2 separate regions of the Homo sapiens genome follow, and region 2 is linked to region 1. Evidence: chromatin loops called from intact Hi-C (ENCODE). Cell type or tissue: MCF 10A. All regions are shown on one strand. Links, peaks and the distances in the headings refer to the core of each region. The heading gives the core; the rest is flanking DNA. Region 1 overlaps CD38 (CD38 molecule). Region 2 overlaps TAPT1 (transmembrane anterior posterior transformation 1).

Region 1 (11,812 bases), core at 2,194-10,193:
TTCAATAATAAATGGATAACCCAATTAACAAATGGGCCAATAATTTTATACACATTTTTTCATAAGAGATATAAAAATGGCTAATAAACACACATAAAAATGCTCAACATCATTAGTCACTAGGGAAGTAGAAATCAAAACGAAGAGATACCACTCACCACTCACTAGGATTGGGCTAGGGGTTGAATTATGTCCCATTTGAAACTCACATAATGAAGTCCTCAGCCCAGTACCTTAAAATGTGACCATTTAAAAATAGAACAGTTGCAGGTGTAATTAATTAATGCAAGGGTGGCATCCAACAATCATGTTTTAATAAGCCCTCCAGGCAATTCTGATGCAAGTTTAGGTTTGAGAATCATTGGGTTATACATGAAAATGTGAAGAGTTCAACAGCGGTTTCTTTCCAATATCTGTGCACCATATTTCCACTTCATCCACACTTGCCTTTGAAAGCTATGCCAGGAAACCATTATCAACCTGGTTTTCTCCGTACATTATATATTTAAGGAAAAAAAAGCTTATTACATTATGTACTTCAATGTCAATGAAAATTTATGGGGCACCATTTTGGATAGTTTAGAGAAAAGAGATTTGGCAGCGATTTTCCTTTAGGGGATCTTGTTTCAATTCTATTAATGCAGTGGCCTTCTTGGGAACTTCCTGTTCCCATACTCCAACTCCCTTGTAAAACTCTTCTACATCTTTCCTTAGCAGCATCTTTGCAGACAAAGATGGAAGAATAAGATAATTTTCCACTACAAAAGATCTGGCAGGAAAGAGAAATTCATGTGCACTGAGCACCTACATGTACCAGATGCTTTCATAAGTGTGTTTATATATAATCACCAAAACTTTTATTGAGTCCCACAGAGAATTAAGACACCTCCAGAATTATTTTTATTCTTCTTGGGTATATATATCCTACTTCAAGAAACATTACCTCAGTATTCAAGAAAGTCCAGGTTACAAATTTAACAGAATTCCTTGTTTAGACGGAGCAGAGCTATAGAACGTTAGAGTTGAAACAGACCTAGGAAGAGTTTGTAACTTAACTCTCTGCCCTTTCTACATCTTATGAATCCGAGCTTTCAGTGTGCCCTACAAATTAGAGAAAATGAGTAGAGGCAATGAGAAATCTGGGGGCAGGTTTTATGAAACTATTTATTTTATCCTTAAAGCCAAACACCTCACCTTGGTTGTGCGAGTCAATTTTTTTGTTGGTTTGGATATATATGTTGAAATAAAAAGGGATTGGGACTGCAGTAGACAGGGATGGGGGCAGATCTTTCCAACTAAAGAAGGAGCAGAGAAGGAATGAATCATTTCTGGAAGTTCAATAATATTTTTTTCAAAGATTCTTCTGTTCCAAAATTGGAAGTCTTCATCAGGAGACGTCTAGGGGTGCCTGCAGTTGGGACAGGGAGACAGTGTCACGGCAATTACTAGCTCAGCAGCCGTTCCTGAGAGCTCATTCTGTGCCGGTGATTTGCTCCTTCCTAAACCAGAAGTGCTGTTGGAAGTCAGAGGTTCTCAGCCCTGGCCACACTTCAAGGTCACCTGAAGAGCTTTGGAAAAGCTGCAGTGCCTGCTTTCAGACCCACCAAGTGAGAATGGGGAAAATGGAAGACCCCAGAACCAAGAATTTCTAAAAAGGTCTCCCAAACGATTCTAATGGTCAACCAGGGGTGATGAGAAGTAACCTAACGAAACCCCTTCATTTCGCAAATGAGAAAAAGGAAGTTTATAAAGGAAATGTGACTAGCCCGAGGTCACACAGCTGTTAAATGTTAGACCAGCAGTTATTCAACTAGTTTTCCCCAGCACTTAAACTCAGGCAGAACCAGAACCTCCAAGTGTCTCCTGATTCCCTCCACCACCTCCCTCAGCTGCTACTGCCTTACTTTACTTTCATTTCTTACCGCCAGTTAGCCAACAATCAGCAATGACTAATCATTGTACTAATTATAACAACCACAACAATTAGCATTTACCAAGTGCTTTCTTCACGCAGCCATCTGGCTAAGTGTTTTACAGGCATCTCATTGGATCCTCATTCACACATACCTATTATCTCCAGTTTACCTATAAACTCAGAAGACCAAGTAACTTGCCCAACACTCCACAACTAGAATATCCCAGCCAGAATTTGCATCTTGTCCTGTCCAAGTCCAGACCACATACCCCTAGACACTTCACCAGACAGCCTCCCAAGAGGCCATCCCAAACGTTGCTTCCAAGAACAGAGGGCGAGCCCCCTACAATATTTTTAGAGAAAGAAAAGCTTTTCTTGAATAGCTCTTTTTCCAGAGCCACCTACTCAGCCACCATGATGGAACCAAATAGTTACCGTAGGGCCAGGCAAGGCTAATGCAATCAAGCAAACAAATCTGAAAGTAATTCATAACATCATTTTGAACTGTTCAACTATAATTCCTTCATCCTAAGACCTTAAAACCAGGGCATCTTCAATGCTTCTCTGTCCAAAAAACACTAGGAGAAATCACCCCACACTGATCAATCCATGTTGTAAGAATAGCTATCCCTGGACTAGTATAGAGTGGTTTTGTGACCTTCTATTCTCCTTCTTATAGTCTCAATTTTTCTGCGATAAGCATAAATTACAATGGGGGTCATAACAAAAATTTGATTTTCTTGTTAAATTGCCTGGGCAACTATACCAAATGTTGGAGAATCTTGGAGGGTCTTAGGAAATGGAAACATCTCAGGTCCAAGCACCCTTGGTGGTCACCTGTTATTTTTGTGCCTCTCCCAGGTCTCTTGGTCACAATGTATCCTTTCGCATCCCTCATCCAGATAAAGACCACACTGTGTAACAGGTAAGACAGTGTTGGTGCCCCAGACCCATGTGCTGAGGTCTAATGATGTGAAATGTGGGGTGGGGAGGGAGGCTAGGACTACAGACCTCTTCCAATAGAGCTTTCTCCCCAAACACTTCCTTGCATCCTTAAGCAAAATTGGATACCTAGTCACAAGAATCACAGAACACACCCAGAATCACACTACAAATAATGTCAGGGAGACAGGTAATAAAGAGTCTCAAGCAAAGCAAGGAGAGAATGGCACAACCTGCAAAGCCCCACTGGTCCTGCCTTCCTTCCTGCATGAGACATATGCTTTCAGGCCCAGAAGAATGAATAAAGTCACTAAGTGAGGTTTCGTGGGGTTCCTCACACAGTCAAAGGGATCTAAGGGATGAAGTCTCCAATTTATTCCATAGAGAATTGTACAGCTTACATGATCTTCCAGGGAATCATGCCTCACGGATTCTGGATTTAGTTTTCAGAAATAATCCTTTAATCAAGGACATCCTGCTAAGGGTATTCTAGAGATGGAGCTCTTTGTTTTAGCAAATATTTTCAGTCTATCTGCATAGAGCTCCAATAGAAAAGGAGATCAGACCAGCTCATCTGCCTTCCTCTGGTTCCCTCAAGAGCACTCCTCTCCTCAAATTGAGTAAAGTGATCCCAGTCTAGCTGCTTTAGCTCCTTCCTTCTGGGACCTCACATGCACAGGCTGTATTGTATGTGGAGATGTTGATAATGACAAAGCAGTGCAGCCCCCCCTGACACTCAGGAGCTGGCCTGGCCCCCACAGTTGGGCCTTAGTGTCCTTCAGCTGAGCATAATCAACTCCATGGGACACCAGCATCAGACAAGGCCACTGTGTACGTGGCCTATCACCATGATAGACCATGATGTGAACACAAGCAAAAATAGCATCCAAACCATAAAGTAATAGCCAAACATCCTTTTATCATAGCTGATAGGAGTGACTGCCACTTCTTTACTTATTACAGCTTCAGCCTTCTCATTCTTCCAGCCCAGTAGAGGAAATTTATTTAAACATCCTACCACAGACTTACTACCATCCCACTACTTCCTGGCAGCATCCAGGAAAAGCCAGTCTCCTTGAACCTTTCCCCCAAATCTCCTAAAACAAGCCCAAATCCTCAGTAAGTCCTTTCTAACGTCATCGGATAAAACCTGCCCCACCCTCATGAGTCTCTACGCTGAGTGTCCTCCCTTCTTGCAGAGAGCAACAAACCCACCTTTTTCAATTACAGTGTGTTCCTGGTGGTCTTAGGTTGTGGGGGCATTGACAATAACAAACAATCTTGAAGGTGATATTAAAGAATCAAAGGGATTATGACAATTGGACTGCCATAATCAGTGTTTATGCTTGGCCAAAGCTCCGTGATCAGCTTCTGAACAAGACAACTAACCCACTGATGAAAGTTTACCTAGAAGGCTGGAGAAGCCTCGATCTGTTAGCAGTTTTCTGCTCACCTCCGCAAACGGTGACCTGAGGCTCAACACAGCATAGGATGGGCACAAATGTCAAGATTCAAGGTCAATGGCATGTTTTCCCTTTCCTACCATTCTGCTCCTGCCAATAGATCCCAGACCTCTCACTCACCCTATCGCCCTGTACATCATTCCGTCGAGTTCACCTCCCACCACTTTCTTCTGCCTTCTCTGACCTACCCAAGGTGGATTGACTCCAGGTGCTCAGAGGGAGGAGGCAGCACTACCAGGAGAAAGGGATAGTCATGATCACCAAAGAGCATTCACCACCTGCCACTGTGCCAAGTACCTGCCATTTAAATCTCATACTAGTCCATGGGCGGGGTATTAGCATCTTCCCTGTTTTAGAAATAAAGAGACTAAAGCGTTATCACCTTGTCCAAGTGGCAGAGCTGCCTCACATGCCAAACTGTGTTCTTTTTGCAAAGCAATGCTGCCTCCCACAGGAAATTTACAACCATGGCCCTACCCACAGAATAGGATTGGTTCTAACAGAAATGAGGATCTGAGACCCCAAGAGGAGTTCTCATTTCCCTAGATGGTACAAAAGGGTCAGGACCAGAATAGGGCACAGTTATTCCCCAGTGCTGGGGTAAAGTGAGTCAGATAAGAGGGCACGGGGCAGGAAGACATGAAAACACAGATATATTTGGTGGTTAAATCCAATTTGTCTGCGGTCAGCCTACTTCAGGTGTCACAGCTCTGTGCTAGCACCTCTCTCTAAACCTATACCATTCTCACAAAGAGCAACTATGTTTCAAAGTCCCCATCAATTAAGCAATATCACCTTCATAATGTGTCCCTCTCCAGGAAAACTCTCACCCCCTAAATCCTCTTGCCTAAAAGCACTCAGATCTTGCAGGGTAATTACACTCGTCCTTTAAATTTTACAGCTGTCAGTTCCCATAGGGCAGGCTGTCTGGGCTCAAAGAAAACAAGCAGGTTAACTCAGCTATTAATTCTCAAATTTGAGGCTACCAGAACCTGTGTTGAAGGTAAAGACTGCCACCTTGTGGGAGAAGTGAGTGACTGGTGAGAGTCACTGAGACAATTAGGATTATCTAAGTAGAATCTTACAATCAGAAAACTCTTCAGGCTGAAGGAAAGCTTAGAAATCATTAATTCATCAACCTAGCAAATATTTATTGAGCAAATACTAGGTGCTAGAAACACTTGTGAGCACTTAGGGTACATCAGTGAACAAAACACAGGTCTCTGTTCTTCTAGGAGTTTACATTTTACTGGAACAAAGACGGACAATAAACAATAAACATAATGAATATGTAAGTTATAAAGCATGCTAGAAATTTATGAGTTCTATGAGAAAAAAATGTAAAATAGACTAGAATGAATGTCAAGAGTGAGGGGGGAGGAGGTGTTAGTGATATTAAATAGGGTGGCATTAAATACGGTGGACAGTTGACATTAAATAGGGTGGACATATTTGAGTAAAGAATTGAAGGAAGCGAGGACTTAGCTCCACAAACATCCCAGGAACATTCTAGGCAGAAGGAATAAGCGTCACAAGCCATATTAGAAAAAAGTTAACAAACTGGACCTTAACTAGATTTTTTTAAAACTTTGTTTTTTAAAAGTTTTTAAAAGTTTCCATTAAAGAAAATGGAAAGGTAAGTCATAAAATGAAAGAAAATATTTTTAGTACACATCTGAAAATGGACTTCTTTTCAGAATATATAAGCTTCCTACGAGTCAATAATAAGATCAAAAAAACTAATTTTTCTTATCACTTTTAAATGACATGTAATTGCACATATTTATGGGGTGAAGTGACATTTCAATACGTGCATACAATGCATAATGATCGAATCTGTGTAATTGGCATATCCATTATCTCAAAGGTTTATCATTTCTTTGTGCTGGTAATGTACAAAATTTTCTCCTCTCAGTACTTGAAAATATACAATAAGTTATTGTTCACTATAGTCACCCTACAATGCTATAGAACACTAAAACTAAAACTTATTTCCTCTATCCATATATATAATTTTGTATTCATTGATCAATCTCTGTCTCCCTACCCTTCTCAGCTTCTAGTAACCACTATTCTACTCTCTACTTCTCTGAGATCAACTTTTTTAGCTCCCACATGTAAGTGAGAATATATGAAACTTGTCTTTCTGTGCCTGGCTTATATCACTTAACATAATGTCCTCCAGGCTCATCCATGTTGCCACCAATGATAGGATTTCATTCTCTTTTATGGCTGCATTCCATTGTCTATATATCCCACATTTTCTTTATCTCTTCATCTGTTGATAGACACTTCGGTGGATTCCATATCTTCATTATTATAAATGAAACTACAGTAAAGATGGGAGTGCAGGTATCTCTTCGACATATGATTTTATTTTCTTTGGATATAGGTCCAGTAGCGAGATTACTGGATCATATGGTAGTTCTATTTTTAGCCTGTTAAGGAACTTCCACACTGCTTTCCATAATAGCTGTACTAATTTACATTCCTACCAACAATGTGTGAGAATTTTCTTTGTCGCTTATACACTGTTGGTGGGAATGTAAATTAGTTCAACCGCTGTGAATATCACTTTGGAGATTTCTTAAAGAACTATTAATAAAAACTGAATTACCATTCAACCCAGAAATCCCACTACTGGGTATATGGCCCACAGGAAAATAAATTGTTCTACCAAAAAAAAGACATGCACTTATATGTTCATTACAGCACTATTCACAGTAGCAAAGACATGGAATCAACCTAGATGCCCAATAATGGCAGATTGGATAAAGAAAATGTGGTGGTATGTATACACCATGGAATACCATGCAGCCACAAAAAGAAGAATGAAATCATGTATTTTGCAGCAACATGAATGCAGCTGGAGGCCATTATCCTAAACAAGTTAACGCAGAAACAGAAAACCAAATACTACATTTCTCACTTATAAGTGGGAGCTAAACATTGGGTACGCATGGACATAAAAATAGGAATGCTAGGCACTGGGGAGTATAAGAGGAGGGAGGGAAGGAGGAAGGAAGGGTTGCAAAACCACATATTGGGTACTATGCTCACCACCTGGGAGATGGGTTCAATCATATTCTGAAACCTCAACATCATGCAATACACCTGCACATGTAACCCCTGAATCTAAAGTAAAAGCTGAAATGTTTTAAGTTTCCTTTTATCTGCATTCTTGCTAGCTTTGTTATTTTTTCTTCTTTTTGATGATAGCCATTCTAGCTGGCGTGAGATAATATCTCACTGTGATTTTGATTTGCATTTCCCTAATCATTAGTCACATAGAGCACTGTTTCAAATACTTAGTGGCCATTTTATGTCTTCTTTTGAGAAACGTCTGTTCAGATCAATTGCCGATTTTAAAAATCAGATTATTTGGCTTTTTGCTGTTAAGTTCCTTGTATATTCTAGATATTAATTCCTTGTCAGAGAAACCGTTTGCAAATATTTTATCCCATTCTGTAGTTTGTCACATGACTCTGTTGATTGTTTACTTTGCTGCACAGAAATGTTTAGTTTGATGTAATCCCATTAGTCTATTTTTGCCTTTGTTGACTGTGTTTTGGAGGTCTTATCCATAAAATCTTTGCTCAGAACATTTTCCTTATGTTTTCTCTTAGTAGTTTCATAATTTGGGGTCTTACACTTAAGTCTTTGATTCGTTTTGAGTTACTTTTTTATATTATGATAGATGGGGCTCTAGTTTCATTCTTCTGCATATGAATATCCAGTTTCCCCAGCAATATTTATTGAAAAAGGTGTCCTTTCTTCAGTTTATGTTCTTAGTGCTGTTGCAGAAAATCAATAGGCCATAAATATGTGAATTTATTTCTGGGTTCTCTATTCTGTTCCATTGATTTATGTGTTGCTTTAATGCCAATACAATGCTGTTTTACTATAGTATTATATTTTAAAGTAAAGTAGTGTGATCCCTCCAGTTCTTTTTGCTCAGAATTGCTTTGGCTTGGCTAGGAGCAGAGGCTCATGCCTGTAATACCAGCACTTTGGGAGGCTGAGGCAGGTGGATCACTTGAGGTCAGGAGTTTGAGACCAGCCTGGCCAACATGGTGAAACCCTATCTCTACTAAAAATAGGGCATGGTAGTGCATGTCTGTAATTCTAGCTACTGAGGTGGCTGAAGCAGGAGAATTGCTTGAACCCAGGAGGGAGAGATTGCAGTGAGCTGAGATCATGCAACTGCACTCCAACCTGTGTGACAGAGGGAGACTGTCTCAAAAATAAAATGAAATGAAGTGAAATAAAATAAAATAAAATAAAATAAAATAAAATAAAATAAAATAAAATAAAATAAAATAAAACAAACAATTGCTTTGGCTATTTGGGGTCTTTTATGGTTCCTAACAAATTTAAGAATCTTTTTTTCCATTTCTGTGAAAAATGCCATTGAAAATTCGATAGAGATTGCACTGAATCTGTAGATTCCTTTGGGTAGTATGGAATCTTAACAATATTAATTTTTCCAATCCATGAACATGGGATATCTATCCAATTTTTTATGTCCTCTTCAATTTCTTTTATTAGTGTTCTGTAGTCTTTATTCTAGAGATCTTTCACCTCTTTGGTTAAATTTACTCCTAGGTGGAGGTTTTTTTTGGGGGGTAGCTATTGTAAGTGGGGTTCCTTTTACAGATAGTTTATTATTGGTGTATAGAAATGCTACTGATTTTTGTATGTTGATTTTGTATCTCACAACTTTACTGAATTTGTATATCAATTCTAAGAGTTTTTTGGTGGAGTCTTTAGATTTTTCTGTAGGTAAGAGGATGTCATCTGCAAACATGGTCAATTTGACTTATTCCTTCCAAATTTGGATGTCTTTTATTTCTTTCTGTTGCCTAATTGCTCTGGCTAGAACTTCCAGTACTATGTGGAATCAGAGTAGTGAGGGTAAGCATCCTTATCTTGTTCCAGTTTTTAGAGAAAAAACTTCCAACATTTCCCTGTTTGGTACAATATTAGCTGTGGATTTGTCATATATGGCCTTTATTAAGATGAAGTGTGTTCCTTCTTCTAAACCTAATTGTTTGAGAGTTTTTATCATGGAGGGATGTTGAATTTTATCAACTGTTTTTCTGCATCTATTGTGGTGATCATATGATTTTTGTCCTTCATTCCGTTGATGGGATGTATTATGTTTGTTGATTTGCATATGTTGAACCACTCTTGCATCCCTGGAATGAATCCCACCTGGTTTTAGTAAATAAACTTATTAATGTGCTGTTGGATTCAGTTTGCTAGTATTTTGTTGAGGAACTTTCCATTTATGTTCATCAGGGATACTGGCCTGCAAAATTCTTTTTTTGTTGTTGTATCCTTGTCTGGTTTTGTATCAGGTTAATTCTGGCCTTATAGAATGAGTTTGGAAGAATTCTCTTCCCTTCAATTTTTTGGAATAGTTTGAGAAGAATTGGTAGTTATTTTTCAAAGTTTGGTAGAATCCAGCAGTAAAGCCATCCAGTCCTGAGCTTTTTTTTTTAATTGGGAAACTTTTTATTGTTGTTTAATAAAAATTATTATTGAGGTTCCTCAATAATTGTTATTGGTCTATTCGGATTTTGTATCTCATCCTGGTTCAATCTTGGTAGGTTGTAGGTGCCCAGAAATTTATCCATCTCCTCTGGGCTTTCCAATTTATTGGTGTTCATAATAGTCTCTTACGATCCTTTATATTTTTGTGGTATCAATTGTAACATCTCCTTTTTCATTTATTTGGTTCTTCCCTCTTTTTTCTTAGTTAGTCTAGGTAATGCTTAGTCAATTTTTTTTAAAAAACAACTTTTCATTTTGTTGATCTTTTGTATTACTTTTCCAACCTATTTCATTTATTTCTGTTCTGATCTTTATTATTTACTTCCTTCTACTAATTTGGAGTTTGGGGGTTTTGTTGTTGTTGTTTTGCTTTTATAGTTTCCTGAGGTTCACTGTTAAGTTGTTTTAAATCTTTCTACTTTTTTGACGTAGGCAATCATTACTATGAACTTTCCTCCTAGTACTGCTTTTACTGTATTCCATAGATTTTGGTATGTTGTGTATCAATTTTTATTTGTTAGACATGTTTTCATCATTTTCAGTAAGTTTTTTTATTTTTCTTAATTTCTTCATTGACCCATTGGTCATTCTGGAGTATGTTGCTTAATTTCCAAGTATTTGTACAAAACAAAAACCCTAATTTTTAAAGATGGGCAAAAGATTTGAACACATACTTCAAAAAGCCTATGAGATGATCCTCAGCATCATTAGTCATGGGGGAAATGCAAACTATAACCACCATAAAATAACACTATAAATTTTTAGATGGCTAAAATTTAAAAGTCTGACAATACCAAATGTTAACAAGGACGTAGAACAACTAGAATATTCACACACTGATGCTACACATGTAAAACTATACAATTGCCTTATAAAACAGTTTGGTGGTTTCTCAAAAAGCTAATCAACTTATGTACCATATGGCTCTGCTATTCTATTTCTGGGTGTTCACTCAAGAGAAATAAAACAGTATGTGTAAGAATTAAAGAAAGAGGAAAAAAAACACGAAAGGTGGCTTGCCAGTTAAGACAGGTTTATTTTAGAGAAAACGAACCTGTGAGGAGCTTTTGGCTGAGCTAGGTCAACAGCACACTCTCTTACAGACTAAGAGTTTTTAAGGATTTAGGATAGGAGAGTTTATTAGAGGCTTGGACTGCTTTTGTGTTTTTTGTTGTGCTTATTTTGGAGGGAGAGTTGTGTGTCTGTTTTTATACATTTTTCTGCAGCTGCAGGCATACCCCCCGAGTCTGCTTTTAGCTTCCCTATTTTAGTGCACCTGAAGGGAAAATAATGTGTTTATTAACGCCCACTGTTTTACTGGGGCCCACTGTATGAGGGTGAAGTGTGGCAGTTACCCAAGAGACTTTTCTCCCTCCTCCCTCTGTGCCTGAGCTGTTTTATCTGTGGTTTACTGTTTGCTCTTTCTGGCTACTTGTAGTTAGAAGAGAAGTGATTTCCCTGAGATGCATGAGGCTAAAAATGGAGCTGGAACTTAAAGTGGCAGTGTTTGTCCAAGAGGACTGTGCTCCTGCTCTGTCAGTATGTCCATACAATAACTTGTACACTAATGTTCATAGAACCTCTATTCATTGTATCCAAAAAGTGACTACAAGCCAAATGTCTATCAATAGATAAATAAACAAATTGTGATATATACACACAATAGACCCAATAATAAAAAGGAACAAGCTATTAATACATACAACATGGATGAATCACAAAAACATCATGACAAAGACATACAACTCAGACACAAAAGAGTAAATGATATGTATTCCATTTATATAAACTTCTTAAAAATGTAAATTTATCTCCCGTAACAGAAAGCAGACATGTTCTATTGGATATCAAAGCATTAGTAATTTAAACAACGTGGCAGTGGTATAGCGACAAACAGACCATAAAACAGATTGGAGAGTCCAGAAATAAACTGACA
Region 2 (11,812 bases), core at 1,788-9,787, 390 kb before region 1:
GTGCTAAAAGAAGGGCAGGAGATTTTTGTCATAAAGGGACACGTAGATTTTTTAAAAGGTGAAGAAACCCTGCTTCATTCCCCACAGAAAGAGGCTGGCGTTTTTACTTGTTTATTTCTCTTGAGGCAGGTATTTTTCAGATGCTAAGTGCAGTACTATTAGGTTCAAAATAAATATGATAAGAGCAGGTTGTAGAAATTTTCACAAGTGAATATTTTGTTTACTTACAATGTCACAGGATAATTTTCATTTTGTAATTTCCTTAGCATTAAAGTTCAGATGTTAAAAACTTATGTTAAACTTTATTTTAAAATGTGTATAATGGTAAATCCAGTGGTGAGTGAGGCCAGAAGGATGAGTGAAAGTGTCATTAGTAGAAATAGTGCTTCAGTTTTCTGCAGACTGAGTGAAGTCCTGGCTCTGCCTCCACCACTCAAGAACCCAGGCCAACTCCTTGTCTCACTGCAGAGTGTGGGTGGTACTAGACTGCGGCCATGCACAGGCAGGGCCCAAGCCCAGCACCTGGCCAGTGCCCGGTTGCGTTGCCCAGAACCTGTAGAAGGCTTCTGAAGTCCTTCCAGAAAAGATCTCTCAGAGACAGAGAGCCTGGTGAACATTTCTGTCCTTTTATTGTTTTCACTTATAACTCTTTTTATTTTAAAGAAGTACCTGAAGATATTAATTAAGCAAAAGATTATTTTGAAACATGTACATTTTGATAAATCGCTGCTGAGAATGAATTTTAGAAAATATTTTAAAATTATATGTCTGCAGTTTGTAACTCAGTACTTTTAATTCAGTTTTGCACAAAGAACTTCCCAGTGTGTTCCCACTCGTATACTCTTCTGCAAAGCTTTCTGTAGTCAGTTTGAGCTGAACTGTCTTCAGTGCTTTGGAAGCTGCCTAGGAAGGAACTAAATTTCAGCCTGGCTGCCTATCCGGGACCTGATTTTCAGACTGAGTTGCAACTTTTTAGTGGATCACAAACGCTCCTGGGAACATCAGGTTTCTGGCAGTTTCTGCCCTCAGTACTGAACCAGCAGTCCACTCGCAAGGACGGAAAGGCTTCTCAGTGATAGGAGAGTAATAGAAAAGGACCATGAACTCTATCTATATGGACCTTGCTCAGCCTCCTGCTGTACTGCTTTGTGTGTAAGACAAGAAAACATGCAACACTGGGACTCTACGCTAATCTACCACACGTGACTCTATGCTAATCTAGCATCGTATTTTCACTGCTGTTCATAATGAGTCTAAATTGTTAAAAACAAAAAAAGGGCCTATATATTCAGATTAAGAAATCTGGCAAATATTATGTGTAGCATATTTTTGAGATATTTTTATCAAAAATTAATAAAGTGTATTCTTTCATTTAAAGACATGTGAATTTGTTTGCTAGGGCTGCCATAACAAAGTACCATAGACTGGGTGGTTTAAACAACAGACATTTATTATCTTGCAGTTCTGGAAGCTGGAAGTGTGCAATCGAGTGTCAGTGGGGTAGTTTCTTCTGAGGCCTCTTCTTGGCTTGCAGATGGCTGCCTTCCTCTTCGGTCTTCATATTATCTCTCCTCTGTCTGTGCCTGTGTCCAAATTTCCTCTTTTATAAGGACTCCAGTCACACTGGATTAGGGCCCACCCTAATGACCTAAACTTAAATTACCTCTTTAAAGACCCTATGTCCAAGCACGGTTACATTCTAAGGTACCAACATAGGAACTTAAATTACCTCTTTAAAGACCCTATGTCCAAGCACGGTTACATTCTGAGGTTCCAACATAGGAACTTGATAGAGAGGACACAGTTCAGCCTGTAACTATGAATTTTAATCTGTGGAGGCAGGGCAATTTATTGACTAAAGATACATGGATGCTGTGGTGAGGGCATATGTATCATACCATAATTGTGTGTCAGACATACAGAAAGTTGCCACTCTTAAAATGAGTAGCTGAGTTTGTTAGCCTAGTGGTGGCTACTTGGCCAAGTCCTCGAAAGACTTCACCCTCTTTCTGTGAAATATAGTCCTAAACTTAACAAGTAAGAGTGTCTAATGATACCACAAAAAGAAAGGGTATGGCAAGTACTCAAGAAAGGAGGAGAAATATAAACACTAGGAGGCTGGTCCTGGAATTAAGAATAAGGCCTTCTGAGTGCAGCAAGTTTCAGTGCACATGAAATTGTGTTAAAGTTAGTGATCAGTTTGCATATTTTTAACATAAACAATATTGTAACTCAATATATATTCCAGTCTTTCCCATCAATGAAGCATTCTAATAAACAGGAATAGCAAAATTATGAGGAATAAAGATTTTCCATAATATCTAGAGCTTGAGGAAGTACTCAGAAAGCCGCATCAGATGATGTGCCATTAACTATGGTCAAGGGCAACTTGTTTTTGAGTAATTTCTTTTGTGAGTCGTAAACCAAAGGCTCTGAGGAAGCACAGACTCACTCTTTGAAGAGAAGAACTGTTAATTTGTTATTCCCAGGGCTAAGTTTTAAGAAATTAATTTTTTATAATGTTTAGAAATTCTGGTTGTTTGGAATTTTCATCTACAAGTATTTTTAAAATACTTTTTTTTTTTCTTCTCTCCTTGTTAAAATTCAGCTGATGGTTTTTGGAATCTTTCTGTGCCTGGATGCGTTTTTGTATGTGTTCACCCTGCTTCCTTTAAGAGTTTTCCTGGCACTATTCAGGCTCCTCACTTTGCCTTGCTATGGCTTAAGGTAAGTTTAAGATCGTTAACTATTGTAAATGTATAGTATTTCATTATTTTTAATACTTGTAGTGGTTGCAGAGTAAGGATAATTCATACAGTTTCATCCACACTTTGGCCCTTCATGCATAAACTGTTTACCTTTTTAATGGATATTATATAATATGTTTATATAATATTAAGCTTTTTATATGCTTATTTTTTTCCAGAATTGTTTTGAACCGAAACTTTGCTTTAGCCGGTAAAATAATGTTAATGCTGGAGGCTTTGTAGCAGTGTAGAAAGGACCCGGGTCTGAAAGTCAAAGACCTACTTATCACGTTCTTAACTCACCTGGGCCTTTATTTCCCCAAAGTCCTTGGGCCTCGTAGGCATCATCTGTGGAAAGGACAGGGTTCTAGGCTGGAGTGGAAAAGGAATCTCCTCAGGAGCTCTTACTGCAAGTGTTCCTCCTCCATTTCATTTGAGAATCATTGTAATGATCTGTGGAGCCTTAGTTACTGGTTATGGACGAGACTGATTTGTGAGAGTGGAAAAACTCTGGAAGACCATTGTCCCCACGGGGAAGATCAGAGAGCCCGACCCGACATTGATTAGCTTGTGAGCTGTGCACAACAGCCTGACTTCTCTAAGTGTGCTTCCCCATCAGCAAAAAGGGGGTATTGAGAGCTCAGCATCTTTTACCACAAAGATTGGAAGATGTAAAAAAAATACCCAGCATAGTACCTGGCTCATAGTAGACCAGAACAGATAATCTGTTTTCTTCTTTTTCTTCTCTACCAAAACTCAGAATAGTAAGGTGAAGATGTTAAGCTTACATGAAGCTTAATGCTTTATTGGTCTTGAGGTTAAAAGCGAGTTTGGCTTTTACGGTTTTCTTTCTTTGTACAATTATGCCGGTGTGTCTCCACTCTGTATATAGTCACTCTTCACAGCATTTTTATTGAGTTCTTAGCATAGATGTCGAGGTTACATTTCTGACATGCATCACTTTTCTACATACATTTCATGCTGGAAAAGTTCTAAAATGCTAAAATGGACAATAATTTGTGAGACTTCATTGAACTATGGTGACTGTTCCGTGGTGTATAAAATATATAATTAATAAAATAATTTAACCATAGCAGTTGAGTTAAAAATTAGTGGTCGATATACACATTTATATGGTTTGTTTTTTTAAAAGACTGAAGCCATGAAAGGTTCTTTTTTAAAGTAGTAAATGAGCGTATACTTGATATTTAGTAACACATACAGTCTTTTTAAAAATAAGACAATCAGTTTTGATAGAAATTCCTCCCAGTATAAATTGGAATAATTATTATGATGATCACATTATAAAAGGATTTAAAATGCTTGTTTTGCAAGATTACATGGAGTAAAACAATTATAAAAATTCAGCTCCTGTCATTGTTATATGCTATATTCTGTAACTTACTTGCCTTCCAGGATAACAGTGAATTAGTGTTACATATTTTATTAATCACAAGTTAATCAAATGGGAAGGTAGTTTTAGAAATTTAGTTATTTGCTTTAAGGCATTTCTAGTACATCCTTTTTTCTTTTGGGAGAAGTTTTAAGAAGGCCTTATTATTAACAAGCCTTTTTAAAGGCATTTGTAGCGTGGTGCATTAATACTAACAAAACCTAACCACAATAAACTATTTTCTTTTATCACTCCTGGGAGCTTCATGATATCATGGCATTTTAGTTCATTTTCAGAAGACCCAAATACAATCTAATAGAACATTACCAAATATACATCTTTATTTGGAACGGGATAAAGCGAATAGAAACATGGAAATTTAGATAAAGTCAGGTGAAACACATGACATAAAATTACTAATATTGCTGGATGTGGTGGCTCATGCCTGTAATCTCAGCACTTTGGGAGGCCAAGGTAGGAGGATCGCTAGAGGCCAGGAGTTCAAGACCAGCCTGGGCAACATAGTAAGAACTTGTCTCTACAAAAAATTTAAAAAATTAGCCAGACATGGTGGCACATGTCTGTGGTCCCAGCTACACCAGAGGCTGAGAGGTTGGAAAATCACTTGACCCTGAGAAGTCAAGGCTGCAGTGAGCCATGATTATGCCACTGCACTCCAGCCTGGGTGATGAGTGAGACCCTGTCTCAAGTAAAGAAAGAAAATAACTAATACTATGTAGGGCTTTTCACATCTACATTATGAGCTACATTACTTTTTAGTTATTCTTTGATCAACAGTGTGCGTCAAGTTCATGTTCTAGCCATCTTTATGTGGACGGCTTTTAAAGACATGTCATGTTCTTAGTGGCTGTTGGCACAATGTGGTAAAACATTAAAATGATAGATAAGCTAATGACTGTATTCCTTCTGGAGTGGTCCCTTCCTTGGGCATTGGTTAGCACACGTATGAGGTATACTAAGTAACAGTGGTGATTTGCCAGTGATCCCAAGGGTCTCTCTTCGGGGACAGTTGTTTGAAGTTCCACCTTGTTATATTGTACAGGCATCTAAAACTGTGTTGCACTCAAGTTCATTTCTGTGTAGCCCCTGTTACGTGGGGGTACAGGGCACATAAAATAGCATTAGAAGAGTCTTTTCTAGACCAGCACGGTGGTACACACCTGTCATCTTAGAACTTTGGGAGGCCAAGGTGGGAGGGTAGCTTGAGGCCAGGAGTTAAGACTAGCCTGGGCAACATAGCGAGACCCTGTCTCTACAAAAAATAAAAAATTAGCCAGTTGTGGTGGCACATACATGTAGTCCCAGCTACTTGGGAGGCTGAGGTAGGAGGATTCCTTGAGCCCAGGAATTCGAGGCTGCAGTAAGCTGTGATTGCACCACTGCATTCCATCCTGGTTGACAGAGCAAGACTGTCTCTTTAAAAAAAAAAAATTCTTAAAGTGTTTGTTCTAAAAACTAAAAGATGTTACAGGGAACTGGGAAATCTTAAATCCTCTGCCAGTATTTACTTTTACTAGTGGTTAATGATCCCTACCTCTAACCTTTTTTAGATATTTTAAGATTTTTTGTAGTGCATAAGATGATTGCTTTCTTACATTAGTTTGAAATACTTTGAATCTAAATTAATTTGAGTATCATTTGAAAATAAGATGTTTTCTTTTTTCAAAGTTTTATAGCTAAAATGACACTAGAGGGCAGCCTGTTACACATGACATTTAAGACTCCATTGAGGATTTCCCCTGCAAACACTTCTTACTATTTCTGCTTTGGATTAACTGAAAAATTAATTTCATGCTATCACTAATAAATACTTATATGTATAAAAACATGAAATGCAGTTAAAATTATATAACTGTTTCAGCAATTTTAAATGATAGGAGTTTAAATGAAACTTAAATTTTCATTTAAATTTTAAATGAAACGGAGTTCAGGCAATTATAAATGCTTTGAGGATAGGCCAGGTTACACAGAATATGAAAATCCTGCCTAATGTCTTAGTGCCTTAAGTATGGTTTATCAAAATTGAGTAATTTGTGCTTACAGTAATATAGGCTGCAATTTTTGTTTCTTTGAGCAATTTAGAAAATATCTCTTTGAGCATTATTTTTAAAGTCACGAAACTTGAAATATTTGATAAGGTAAAAGTTACATAAACAAAGCTATTGTTAATATTAAGTCTAAGACCTTTCAAATATTTTGGAATATAAAAATACTTTTTAGGTTTACCAAATGATTATTTAGAAATAGCCAGATTTTGCCTTCTGATAGCTTTTATTCCTGTGTTTTCTACTTCCATTAAAGATTATTCGATTTGTCTTGCCTGTAGTGATGTCATGTTCCATCCTTTTCAGCAAGCAAAAAGTGCTCTTTCCTTCAGTCTGACTTTATTTTTTTCAAAGAAATAAGAAGAAGTGAAATAGACTGGCAAAGAAGTTGATTGCAATTTTTTAAATAATTTTTTTTTTTCACTCTCCTGTATTTCAATCTTCTTTCTGTAAAAACTTACTGTCTTCCTAGTCTCTTTGTTCTTTGAAATTGTTTTCACAAAAGGGAGGAAACAGTCCATTTGTCAAATTAATCACAATGCTGACGTGAAAACAGTAACTCTTTGCAGACTCTAGAACTGTTTGGTTCAGTATCACATCAATAATGTAAATTATTGCCTTCTTTTTATATTTGAGATCAGTGTTCTCACCTCATCTGTTTGCAGATTTACATCTTGTACAGCATTTGTGAGAAGCTTTTTAAAGCACATAGACCCCCGTGTTCTCTGCTTCATAACTTAATATTTGAACCTATTTCTAGTTCTTCTGCAAACTTGCCATGGTTTTTGACTTAAGTAAAATAAAGACCCTGTCCCTTCACTAAGGCTGAGGACAAGGGTGGTTCTACAGTGCCTTAAGTAAACCCAGCCTTCATCATGATGGCTCATCCAGCAGGGTGTTTTGCTGGCTTTGACCCTGTTGTTTAAGTACTGTTCATTATGAGATGTTGGCAGGGTAATTATCTGCAGTCATATTTGTGTGTGGTGTTTGCCAAGGATGCACTCCCTCCCTAAAAGTTAATGTCTGTCCTCAGTGATCTCAAGAATACTTCACTGAAATAGTTTCTGATGAATTAACAACCTTGAAAAATCTTTGCCCACAAATATTTTGTTGTAGACTTAAAAAAAAAATTAGAAAATGCATCTAAATTCTTTAAAAGCAGATTCACTTATGTATATCTTCCCTCTTTCCCAGATAAGAGTAGTGTCATTTTAGAAATCATTTGAGAAACTTCTTGAACGAGGATAATCTTTTTAATGATTCATGACATATAAAACAGAACTAAGTTTTGATTTATTATATGAAGTGTCTATTCCTTGGAAGAATGATAGAATTTTTTGTTTTTCAGAAAAGCAGACTGCTCTATATTATGTTAGAGGTACGAAACATCCTTTTTCCAAATTTGCTTGTAGAATTGAATGAAAAATAGCTAATTATGTACATTTGATTTACCTGGCATTTTTGTCAGCCCTCTATTCTCCTGAAATTTGTGACTTCGTTTTGTGCTTTAGAATTCTCAGTCACGTAAGTTAAAAGTTAAAGAAGATTGTAGAGAAAAATGATATAGCCTGGTACCAAGAATTGAGTTATTGTTGAAAAAACTTTACTGAAACATTTTAGAAAGTGATACATGAGTTGAACAGGCTTAAGTAATAAATGCCGGAGTGTTTTTTGGTTTTTGTTTTTTACTATTAGAGCAACTAAAATATGTGTGAGCAAATGTTCTGTCCCCTGGCCCGGCTTTAGGCATAACTCTCACATGAGGCTTCACAGGCTTTTATTTTTCTTGGTTGAAGAGGCAATAGTATCATTTTCTTTTGAGAGTTTATCCCATGGGAGAGCTCTTGTCTCCCAGAATTATGAATTTCAGATGCTTGAGAGTTTCCTAACCTTTTGAGTTTCCTTCGTATGCCTTACCTCTTTCGAAATAGTTCTGCCCAAGATTAACCTCACCTATATGTTATAATAGATTTTTCTCTTTTTAGACAAAATTAAGCCTTGATTTTGGCCTAAGTGATTGATGCCACCACTGTAGCACAAGTAGGGAGAGCTCTTGGTAACTTTCTCTGGGGAAACAAATATGCCTTTTACTTCCTTTTACCAGGGCTGATCTATGTGGCTTATTTGTTGAGAGCAATATATTTGTTATTAGAAAGTCTTCGTAACACCAGGTTTTATTGTCCCGTTTCCTCACCATGGAGCTCTAAGTAGCGTAGCAACATTACAATCTTCTCTCTTTCTTTCTCTCTCGTAAATCAGACCGAAGGGAGGAGCACTTTCACTTCCTTTATAGAATGGAATGTGGTGGCACAGGGACTCCTTGTGGTGAGTAAACCCTGATTTTTCCTTCTATACTCTTGGCCAAATTGACATTCATTAAATGCAAAAGTAAACAGGATAGGCAGACATAGCCATTAGGGGGTAGAAACATACTGAAGAAAATGTGGATCCCTGTCCTTTTTAAAATAGCATCTTTACTTGGTCTTAAAGCTTTGTCCACATTTCTTTGTGAAGGATTTGACTGTGATTTCACCTAACATGAAAATCCGCTCAAAAGTCATCTTTACACATGTTAGCTTAGACTTAGCAAATACTTCATCCCCAAAGCCACAGAAATTGGCTGAGCTTAATTCCTTCCATATAAGCAGTTTTTATTTTGCATTACTAAAATTGTGAACATAGCTTTATAAATAAGTTATTTTTTTCAGTATAGTTTGAAATTAAAGTTTAAGAAATGGTTTGAATCATTCCGTTTAAGTATTTATTTTTCTGTTACATATGAGTCAAACTGAAGATTTAAGATACTTAATTTTCTAATTCAGGAAAACATCTTGATTTCACTACTTTATTCCAGTTTACTTAAATTATAAAAGGATTTCACTTTCAAAAATAAAAACATATTATTTTGCATTTTTATTTCAGTAGTGCTTGTGTTTCTTCACTCTTCCAATTATACCACAAATGGCTGAAAATATTGAGAGAGAGCGAGAGATCTAGTCTATGTATTTTGTAATGAAATAACTCATGCTAATACTCTGGCATGTTTCAACACTGATTTGAAATAACTATGCAGGGATTCTCCCATTTTTCTCGCTCATTTTTGGTGCCACATCTTCCTTCTTGATCTTTCTGTCCACTACTAGATGTTACTTTAATCATAGTTAGCATATTATCTTCCCCTAAAGAGGAAAAGGAAACAGCTTACCCTTGATCGTCTTTCTCTACTGTATAATTCAGTTTCTGTAAGTCTATGAGCCCTTTGAAACAACTAGAGATGCTCTAACTGGTAAATTGTACAATGTAAAATTGTACAGTTACCAGAAATACAATGGAAATGGAAATGTTTGTAAGAATAAAAAGTAAAATTTTGGAAATTTAGCTAATTTGGTTTCTGTAAGGGTGGTTTTACTAGAAATTTTTAAAAGAATTCTGTTTAAATGTCTTATGTTGAAAAATGTTTAAGTTTTGTTAAATACCTGATGTAATATTACTTGTGTGATGACATACACCCAAACCTGCAAATTAGATTAGTGGGTTTTTCACTTTGCCCAACAGTATGTTTCACTTGTTTATGCTTTCATATGGGGTTTTCATCATTTGCAAGGTGAATTGCCAGTAACCACCACTTAGCCATTTATAAGAACTGTAGCATGAAAGTATTTTTCAAAAGCCAGTTCGGGGTTGAATGGCAGGGCCTTGGATAAGCTTCTTAGGGAGTTTGAAGTGCTTATCAGATAGTCATCTAAAAATATCCTGGCAGAGAAGGAACAAATAAACTGATTGGTTCAAGTTGTTTTAACCAGGTAAACTTATTTGTGAGGTTAGGTCTTTTCTTAGAAAGAGGCTGTGGTACATACAGCTGTCTTTTAAGATGCCACCTTAGAAACAATTTTTTATTTTGGCAGCCTTTCTTTTTTATTAACAAGGACATTTATATGAAAACAAGACCCTTATCGGGCACGGTGGCTCAAGCCTGTAATCCCAGCCCTTTGGGAGGCCGAGGCCGGTGGATCACCTGAGGTCAGGAGTTCAAGACCATCCTGGCCAACATGGTGAAACCCTGTCTGTACTAAAAATACAAAAAATAAGAAGAAGAAGAAGAAGAAGAAGAAGAAGAAGAAGACAGAAATCAAGACCCTTGTTTTTTAAAGGTTCTGCTTCTTGTATTCTTTATATGAATAATATTCCTCCTGAAAATCACAGTCATTCCTGCAGCAACCAATTATGATGTTAGCAATGGATGGAACGCTTCCACCAGAGCAGGGGGTGCACAGAAAGCAGTGAATTCAATATGTGTATATCGTATATATATCATAATAGTCCAGTTTTTTTTTGCGTTCATTTTTAGAAATACCAAATGATAGATAGGTTTGTTTTTTTGTACAGCAATTTATTGAGATGAGATTGCGGTACAGTGATAAAGTATCCAGTGTAAAATTTTACAGAAAGATAGTAGGTTCTGAGTTGTTGATTCCTGCAAGTTTAGAAGTTCTGTTTTAAAAAGTCTAGAGTGCAGATGTTTCTGAAGAGCATGCCTTCTGGAGCCAGGTTGCCAAGTTTCCATCCCTGCTGCACCGTGTGGGAACTTAATCACTGTACAACCACAGGCATGTTCCTGACTGTCCCTTGGCTCATTTGTAAAACCAAGATGATTAAATAAATAGGATTATTGTGAACACTGAAAGGAATATATGTGGAGTGTCTAGAACAGTGCTTGCCACGTAGTAACTGAATTGTAGCATTAGGTGTTTCTACAACTTTTCTTTGTTAATTTATCAGCTTGGTTCAAAAAGTGTGGTATTATATCATTTTGGGATATGTGTTTCCAATGTTTGGTAGATCTAATTTCTAACTATGGCTTGTATTAAATATACTATTCCTTCATTGATATACTAACACGTTGTTCTTTGATTCAAAATATGTATATAAAGAAACACAATTGGATATATACTTAAAAGCCCTTTGTCTCAAATAAAATTGCTCTGACTGAGATCACTCAACTAAGTAGATGCCATCTAATACGAAAAGCTCTAAGTATAGTTTTCTACTTTAATTAGTTATCAAAATTATTTTCATAATTAACACAAATTAATACTACCCTACTTTTAGCTCGTATCATTTTCTTTAATTTATAAACATGACTTACAGTCTTTAAACACAAAAGCCCATGACTGTTGATGATGTGTGACTTTCAGTATATGCTGAGCTGTGCTACTCTTCTGAGTGGGGGCTGGTGGCTCACGTTTGTTCCCTGCTGCCCAAGTGGAGACAGTCACACCAAGGCCAGGAGCTCACAAGTGTTCAAAACGTCTCCTCTTCTCAGTGTTTGAATGAGAAATATGTTTAAGTGATCAAGATCCAATTCTTGGCAGATATAATAGGTCTTCCATTTTCAGTCTTGTAGGGATAAGGGCAGGAAATTATCTTGATATTCAGGTAGCCCTTGGCAGAGATCTGTGCTCTGGGCTGGTTGGTTGGGAGTCAGGAGATGAAGGACATTCTTTGTTCCCTGAGGAGAAAAAGGTCTCTCTTTCTCTCTGTGGGAGAAAGAGGAACATCATTGGATAAAAGAAAGTCATGGTGAAAAAGAAATAATGACAGAGATT

Evidence for each region. Peaks named below come from ENCODE experiments on the same cell type or tissue, not always from the same donor. Only the 100,000 strongest peaks of a DNase experiment are listed, where the experiment ranks them.
Region 2: it touches region 1 in a loop (5-fold over the local background); 8 of 110 quality-filtered maps call a loop at or near these places.

Annotation. Positions count from the first base shown.
Region 1 is chr4:15,799,325-15,811,136 of GRCh38, reverse strand. The region is part of intron 1 of CD38 (CD38 molecule); the gene reads right to left. Among named protein-coding and RNA genes, the nearest start is that of CD38, 27 kb to the right of the region's middle. In MCF 10A, for the core only: a CTCF peak has its summit at 5,337 (motif pointing left); a DNase peak (open chromatin) is centred at 5,326.
Region 2 is chr4:16,193,377-16,205,188 of GRCh38, reverse strand. It overlaps TAPT1 (transmembrane anterior posterior transformation 1), which reads left to right. Exons shown (of 14, transcript NM_153365.3): 3 at 2,609-2,727. Among named protein-coding and RNA genes, the nearest start is that of TAPT1, 27 kb to the left of the region's middle. In MCF 10A, for the core only: CTCF peaks have their summits at 5,842 (motif pointing right) and 8,523; a DNase peak (open chromatin) is centred at 8,498.